Regions from separate parts of the Homo sapiens genome. Here region 1 is linked to region 2. Evidence: chromatin loops called from intact Hi-C (ENCODE). Cell type or tissue: Calu3. All regions are shown on one strand.

Region 1 (4,000 bases), 100 kb after region 2:
TAATACAGCAACCATCTCTCTTTTGTCTCCTATTGTATTCCTATTACCAAGCAAAGCGCTGGGCACATATTAGGCACTCAGTAAACACTTTTTGAATGAATGAATGGTAAATTGGGCACAGCAGGTACAACAAAAATAGATTCAAGATTAGAAAAACACAGCCAAAACACATTGATTTTCTGTCATTAGAGTGAAACAAAAATCAGTAAGTCTAGTCTAGCAGGAATGGTTCCAACTTATGAAATTCTTTCTTGATTCAGGTTTCTGATCAAACTAATTCCACAGAGCTTAAAATTAGCCTCAGTGGAGAGGTATTTATGGTGTATAATGGCAACAGTAGGATGAGTCAGATACTGCTCTAGTGGCACTGACTATAACATGTGGCACACTGGGTTGACTCAGTCCACCAAAAGCCCTTCAAAGAAAACTGTGCCTTTATATCAAATATGCTCACATGGCTGAAAAGGAGAAATTTAATAAGTCAATATACAGGTAGCACATGATATCAGCACTCCAACCATAGCTACTGGAATTCATTAACCTTTTCACGCACATGGCTCCTGGTGTGCTTTCACCCCCACAGCCAATGCCAGTGTCAGTCAGAGGGCTGCTCTTAAGCTGCCAAAGACCATTTTGCCTGAGTAAATTTCCTGGAAATTTACATCTCCCCAGGGACACTTAAACCAGTGGTTCTGAATGAGGACGTGACTTTGAGCTCCAGGAGTCAAAGTGTCTAGAGATACTTTTGGTTGTCATAACCGGGCCGGGAAAGGTGGCTGGGAGGCTACTGGCATCTAACACATAGAAGCCAGAGATTGTAGCCAGACAGCCTACAATGCGCAGGACAGACTCCCAAGACAAAAAACAAAAACAAAAACAAAAACAAAAACAAAAAAAACCAAAGAATTACCCCCAAAATGTCAATAGTATCAAGGCTAAGAAACTCCACCTCAAACAATGACTGATGGGCAGGGAAGTATGCACACTGTAGTTTTTTTCTCTTGTACCTGATTGGAACAGTTCTGAGATATGATCTACACTGTCTCCAGGGCTCTCCAGGGGGACTGAGCTAAAATTACTTGCTTGGAAGTTTGCCTGACATTGTACCATTGTTTTGTTTCCTTCTCTTCCCTGGCCACTTCCCCACTCCTCTACCAATTTTTCCTGAGAACACCTCCTAATAAGCCGCTTTTACACAAATTCCCATTTCAGGATTGCTTCTGGGAGAAACAAGCCAAAACAATATGTACAAGTGGATATTAAGGAGAACTACAGATTTTATGTGCATAATGTGGAGTAGGTTACTAAATGGTTAGCTATACTGTAACAGAACTCATAGCTGGACAAGCCCATAAGTAGGGTATCAGAGCATCTTAAACCAAGAAAGCATGGTGTGTTAGGAAAAAAACTAACAGTGAAGTTAGGAAACCCAGGTTCCAGTCTCACCTCTTAAGTGAGATCTCAAGTAAATCACAGCCAAGTGGAAAAGAGAAAATAAAAACTGGACAGTTATCTAACATTCTATGCTGTCTTAGAGCAGTGGTTCTCAAACAGGGGCAATTTTGACCCCTATGGAACATGTGACAATGTTTGGAGACATTTTTGGCAATCATAACCGGGAGCAGGGTGCTACTGGCATCTAGTGAGTAGAGCCCAGGCATGCTGCCAAACATCTATCTCATAATGCACAGGCAAGTCCCCCCTGCTCCCCACCAGCAAAGGATTATCCAGCCCAGAATGTCAATAGTGCTAAGGTTGAGAACTGCCTTACAGAGAAAATTAGATTAGATATTAACCTAAGAAATTTCTGAGGCTTAAAGTTATTAAAAATAGGTAATGTATTATTGAAGGAGACTACAACATAGTCTCTATATCCTTAAAAACAGCATATGGATGCTTTTCTGCATAAGATTGGGAGGGGTTATTCTAAACAGATCTTGAAATGTTATGTGGGAGAACTAAGCACCTATCCAAGTAGCTAGAGACAGAGGAGAGAGCAGGGGCCTGAATCTTAGCAGGTTTGCCATAGTGCTGAAGACTTGACTCTCACCCATGTACTGGGATTTAAATATATTATGAGCATATCTCCAGATCCATCCATCTCCCCTGCAATCACTGAAGACAACCTCCCTCACATGTTTAATAACTTTTGTATGCAACTTTGGGGACCAATTTTTCTCCACTAACATTTTCCTGGAGGGAAAAAGATAGTTTCTCCAAATTATATACAGGTAAAGATAAAACTATTTTATAGTTAGCTTATCTGAGTTAATAAAAACACTTAAATGTATAACATATTTGCTTATGAATCCGGGTTTATTCATGTGACAGGTGGTAAGATGATGCCATACTTAACTTTGACTTCACATTCCTGTTGGTCAAAGCCTCTCACACCCTTTTTAAACAAAGCTGGCAGTAAAATCCAACATATTGCGTAACTAACCAACGTTACATATTGCTCAGAAAACTCTACACTCCCAACAGGAAATTCCAGGAATGAAAGGATTTCTGTTTCATTATCAGAAAGGTGCCTTGTACTAGTAACCACAATAGGTAGGGTAAATTAAAAGATTTATTCCTGGATTGTTAATTTCTCTGAAAGGACTTAAGAACAAACTTAAAACTTTTGAGGTAGGTCTGACATAATGAATTCTCTTTCATCTGTGATAATACTTTTAAATGTGTTATCAGAAACTCTTCAAAGGTGCTTAGAACTTTGAAAGGCTAGCTGCTGTCACTTGAAAGTTAGGGTGACAGCTGAGACAGAGCCCAAGGTTTTCATTTGGGTAACTTGCCTGTCATGGATAGACCTAGCAGAGGCCTGTTTTCTGCACTTCACTGAAGTCTTATTCATCAGGAGTCAGGCAATAAGAGGCACATTTTCCTCTCCATGGTCTTTGGTAGACTCACTCATTAGAGGAGGACGTAGATATCATCTATTACAACTTCCACCATAAGGCACTTTGACAACCTGCTGTCAACTGCCAGATCAATACATGTTTAACAGAAATGCAGAGTTTTAGCTTTTTAGATCCAAGGTCTCAAAGCTGAGTATTTGCTCTTGATGATACAATTGTCAGTGTTATAGTCAGTAGCAAAGCATACATTTTAAGTTGATTTGTACTGTTCAAAGTCACTAAATGCAAAATTTAAAAAACTAAATAACAGTGATTTTTTGTTACTCCCATTATCATGTTTTAATCTTGCAGGGACATTGTATATCATCAAAGACATGAAATTAACATTAATTAAGATTCTACTCCAAATTTTCCAATATGTTTAAGTAAGATGCATTTAACTATTGAAGTGGTTGGGGGTGGTGGGTAACTGAAGGTACCAATTTAAATGAAGGCAACTTTACTGTCATTTGTGGTATTTAAAAAATAATAAACCTAAAAATGAGGTCTACTTTTATTCTTTACAGATTTGACATGTCAATCTTTATTTAAGACAACAAAAGTTTGTACACCCTCATATTAAGATATATTTCCTTTCTAGTCATATTAAAATAATCTCATTTTGTTACTCAAAAAGAATACATAGGGAAGAGAATGAACATAATTCAAGTAGATAGATTTCTAATTGGTTAAAACAGGGTTAAACAAATGATGTTCAAAATATACTTATTAAAGGGAACAGCACCTAGAAATAGGCAGTAGGGCAATGTTCACTTTAAGAATTTTATCAATAACTAGGGCAAAGAACAAAATCATTATCAAATTTTGAATTACACAAAAGCAATGGCCTATTACCTTGTTAACATTTGATATTTCTATATATCTTCTTCTCTAGTTGAAATGGGTAATGACTTGTATTACAAGGATGTTACACATTCTAAAATGATTTAAGCCAAAAGATTATCTTTAATACATTACTTCTAGATATAATATGTACTTGATGTCTGTTGCATCAAAGACTACTAAACTAGGCATCAAGAAACATGAATCCTTGACTCAGCTCTGTCATTAATTACCTTATAAATCTATGTAAGTCATTTATT
Region 2 (4,000 bases):
GTATATTTACATATCTTGTATTCTTTTAGAGCATTGACTCAATATGATATATTTGTACTATTTATATTTTATCACAGAAAGAACTTTGTTTATTGAATACTTTCAGCCTAAAATTCCTGCTCTGTGTGAATATGAACATTACTGCCTCTGCTTTCTCTCCCAGTGTGTTTCACATACTTGTTCAAATCTTTATTTATATTTTTTTCTCTCCACTTTAGCTTTAAGTTTTTCACTCCTGGCAATATATTTCAAGATTTTAAAATCCAAAATAAGACTCTGTCTTTAATGGAGAAATGTAGATTACCTCGGATATCTGCTCATTCCCTCATCTGCTTCAAGGCCGCTCACCCAGACCACAATACATGCTACACCACACAACGCAACACACACTTCACCTGGCACTTCCCATTCACCTATCTTGCTTTTTTTTTTTTTCCTGTGTAGCATTTATCTTACATACAGCCTATTTTGGTTTATTTGTTAATTATCAGTGTCTTCTGACAAGTGTGTAAGTTCCACAGGAAAAGAGACTGCTGTACCCTTAGTGATTGGAACAGTACCTGGCATATACGAGGTACTCAATAAATGCTGCTGAATAAATGAACATTTATGGTGATAACTGTAGACCAGCTCTACTTTTGGTTATTCTATTTTATGCTTTGTACATTTTCTGCTATGTCTTTTCTCTCTTTCATGTCTATTTTTATGGGTTATTCTGTTTCCTTTGCTTTAATACATATACACAAACTTAAATGTATACATATATGTGTGTGTGTGTGTGTGTGTGTGTGTGTGTAGAGATTGTTGCCCCGGCTGGTCTTGAACTCCTGCGCTCAAGTGATGCTCCCGCCTTGGCCTCCCAAAGTTCTGGAATTACAAGCATGAGCCACCACATCTAGCCTTCTTTTGCTTTTTAAGACTTGTATTGTACACACTTTTTTTTTTTTTTGAGACAGAGTTTTGCCTGTCACCCAGGCTGGAGTGCAGTGGCACGAACTTGGCTCACTGTAACCTCCACCTCCTGGGTTCAAGCGATTCTCCTGCCTCAGCCTCCCAAGTAGCTGGGATTACAGACGCCCGCCAGCATGCACATTTAAAAAAATTCCATGAATGATCACAATAAAGGATTCCAAAAAAATTCCTAACTCCATGTAAAGTTATACTCAGATAAAGAGATAGTATTTTGGATTGCCTTTTAGGGATGGCAAAACCTTGGCTTTTTAGTTTTAACTTTTTGTTATTCCTCTTGTCTTTTAAATTCTTGATTATTTTATCATGTGGTTCTGAGAGACTCTCACTGTGTTTTTATTTTTTGTGTCAATAATATTTATAATTATTTCCTCTGAATCACATGTAGTCAGGCTTTTTCTTATGCTCCCGTGAGCTTTTCAGTAGCAAAACTTTGCTGTTGTAATTGCTAAGGTTCAATATGCCATATTTTGTGGATAAATATGGCAAGAAATGCATGTTTCACATGTTAACAGCTTGGGAATTGAGACACGTCTTATAATTGATGTGTCTTACAATCATTGTCAGCCAGAGGGCACTGAAACCATAGTGGTCAATTGCCTACCCATGCATGTACTTTGTCTCAGTTATTTATAACTTTATAAATATTTATAAATCAGTTATTTATAACTTTTATAAAGTGTCATCACTTTAACTGAGCTTCCTAGATCATTGGTGCAATACATGTTGAGTTTTATTGCTGCTTAAAATGCTTTCAAACAAAGTTATTGTGTGTGCAGAGAAGAAAATAAAGCAATAGGACATATGTTTATCAGTAAAACCAGTGTCACGGAAGGAATCACCATAATTTGTTGTAGAAGAATTCTATGTTTTTCTTTTAGAAAATGAATACGAATATGAATAATGAGTTGAGTTGGTTCCAAATTCTTAGGTGAAACTAATTTTTTTGGAGGTTCTATATTAGAATATGCAACAGGCATTGTTGCAGCAGAAGAATCCAAGGCTGGCTTGATTTTTGTTTCTTTAAAATTGACTTACATTTCCCATTTCGAAGAGTGTTTCTGCTTTTAGTGTTGGTTTGTTTTGCTTTTAGTTAAAAAAATTAATGTCATTATTGATTTTGGTTTCCTCTGTTCTTTCTGTTTTTTGTATTTATCCATCCATCCATCCATCCACCCACCCATTTCTATCAGAGGGCTATACTATGCCAGAAACTGTAGATAAAAGAGAGAAACATACAGCCACAATTTTTGTTCATCACTAGAAATCCCTACAATTTTGCAGTTCCTGAATCTTTAGCATCTATATTTATTATTTTAGATTTTCTCCACTTATTTGTTCATTTTACATCTGGGTATGTTTCTATAGTTTATATTTATAATTTTTAATATTCTATAATTTTTATTGACAATTTAGTTTTCTTAGGTGTTATTTTTACTGTTTCCAACATTATCTTGCTAGGTCTATTTTGGTTTTTATTTCACAATATGTGCTGTTTATTCTCTATTTGGCCATTCCTCCAGATCCACTCTCAGACTTTCTCTTTCCTGTTTGGTGCAATGGAAGACTGATTTCTATGAATTGCAATCTTTGTGCTGTTTCCAGTTGACTCCTGATTGGGCTTGGCAAATGAAATGCAGCAGCAGGAGTTAAGAAAGGAGAAGGAGACAGAAGTTAAGGTAGTTTTCATCCTCTTTCTTCTTGCTTTGGTGGTGTGGTTTTGTGGTGGCTGTGAGCTTCCTAGATTACACCTCTTAAAGGGTGGTCCCTACTCCATTCCAGCTTTGACTGGGCTTTAGTAATGCCATCTATCTATCTTATCCCCCCTCTAAGCAAAGAGACTGTAACATCTTTCTTCCATTGCTAGTCTCTGGATATTTTACTATCACTGTTGCTCCCTTTAACTATGTCTGCCCTCTGCAAATAGTCCCCTTGTAAAGCTTCTTCAGGTAAAACACCTGAGAGGAATTACGTTTCCTGCATGGTCCAAAACTGATATAGTGTTTTTACCTACAGTGTCCCTAAGGCATAGAATATAGTGGTGGGATTCTGGGACTGAGTTGCTTACACACTTAATGAGTGAACAGATGACCACTTATGCCTGGCAAACCATAGCAAGCAAGGGCTTCACAATTACTCAAATTATCTCTGTGGCGAGTGTGGGATGCAGTGTCTGTGGAGGGCAAGACTTGAGGTGGTCCATTGGAGTAGCTGCAGTTGATTACAGTGACAACCATAATTTTTACAAAGATTGTGGGGTGGCATGACTTCTATGGATATATTGGAGAGCTTACAAAAGCAGAAAGAAAAGCTTGGGATGAATATTCAATTCAAGGCCAGAGTAGAGGCTCTGGTAGTCATACAGGGAAAAAAATGAACCTCACTTCATGACATATACAAAATTAGAGATTTTACTTTGATCTGTATATAAAATCTAAAACAACCAATTTCCAGAAAACAGGAGAATATCTTCATAGCTTTGGGATAGGCAAAGAATTCTTAAATAGAATACAAGAAGTAAAAAGTGCTAACCATAAAAGGAAAGATTGGTCAATTGAGCTTTCAAAAATTAATAATTTTTGTTCAAAAGATACCATGAAGAAGATAAATAAGACAAGCCACTAATTACAAGAAGATATTTCCAAGACATATTTCTAACAAAAAATCATATCCGTAATACATTAAAATCTTATAGAAATCAGTAAGAAAAGTAACTCAAATCAAAACTTCATTCAAAAAAGACTTGAAAAGAATTTACAAAAAAGGATATAAAAATGAACACATGAAAATATACTTAACATTATTACTCATGCAAACTAAATCTTCAGTGAAATACCATTAGGCTGGGCACAGTGGCTCATGCCTGTAATCCCAACATTTTGGGAGGCCTACATGGGCAGATCATTTGAGGTCAGGAGTTTGAGACCAGCCTGGCCAACAAGGTGAAACCCTGTCTCTACTAACAATACAAAAAAAAAAAAAAAAATTAGCTGGGCATGGTGGCGGGTATCTGTAATCCCAGCTACTCGGG

What was found. Hi-C counts contacts between places; a loop is a spot of excess contacts. Peaks named below come from ENCODE experiments on the same cell type or tissue, not always from the same donor. Only the 100,000 strongest peaks of a DNase experiment are listed, where the experiment ranks them.
Region 1: a loop joins it to region 2, with 2.2 times the contacts of the local background. A loop is called at or near these places in 1 of 110 quality-filtered maps.

What each region holds. Positions count from the first base shown.
Region 1 is chr14:91,753,338-91,757,337 of GRCh38, forward strand. No RefSeq gene overlaps it. Among named protein-coding and RNA genes, the nearest start is that of CATSPERB, 23 kb to the left of the region's middle. In Calu3, no CTCF peak of the experiment used is centred here; DNase peaks (open chromatin) are centred at 1,684 and 2,394.
Region 2 is chr14:91,648,567-91,652,566 of GRCh38, forward strand. The region is part of intron 15 of CATSPERB (catsper channel auxiliary subunit beta); the gene reads right to left. Among named protein-coding and RNA genes, the nearest start is that of CATSPERB, 82 kb to the right of the region's middle. In Calu3, a CTCF peak has its summit at 1,603; a DNase peak (open chromatin) is centred at 1,535.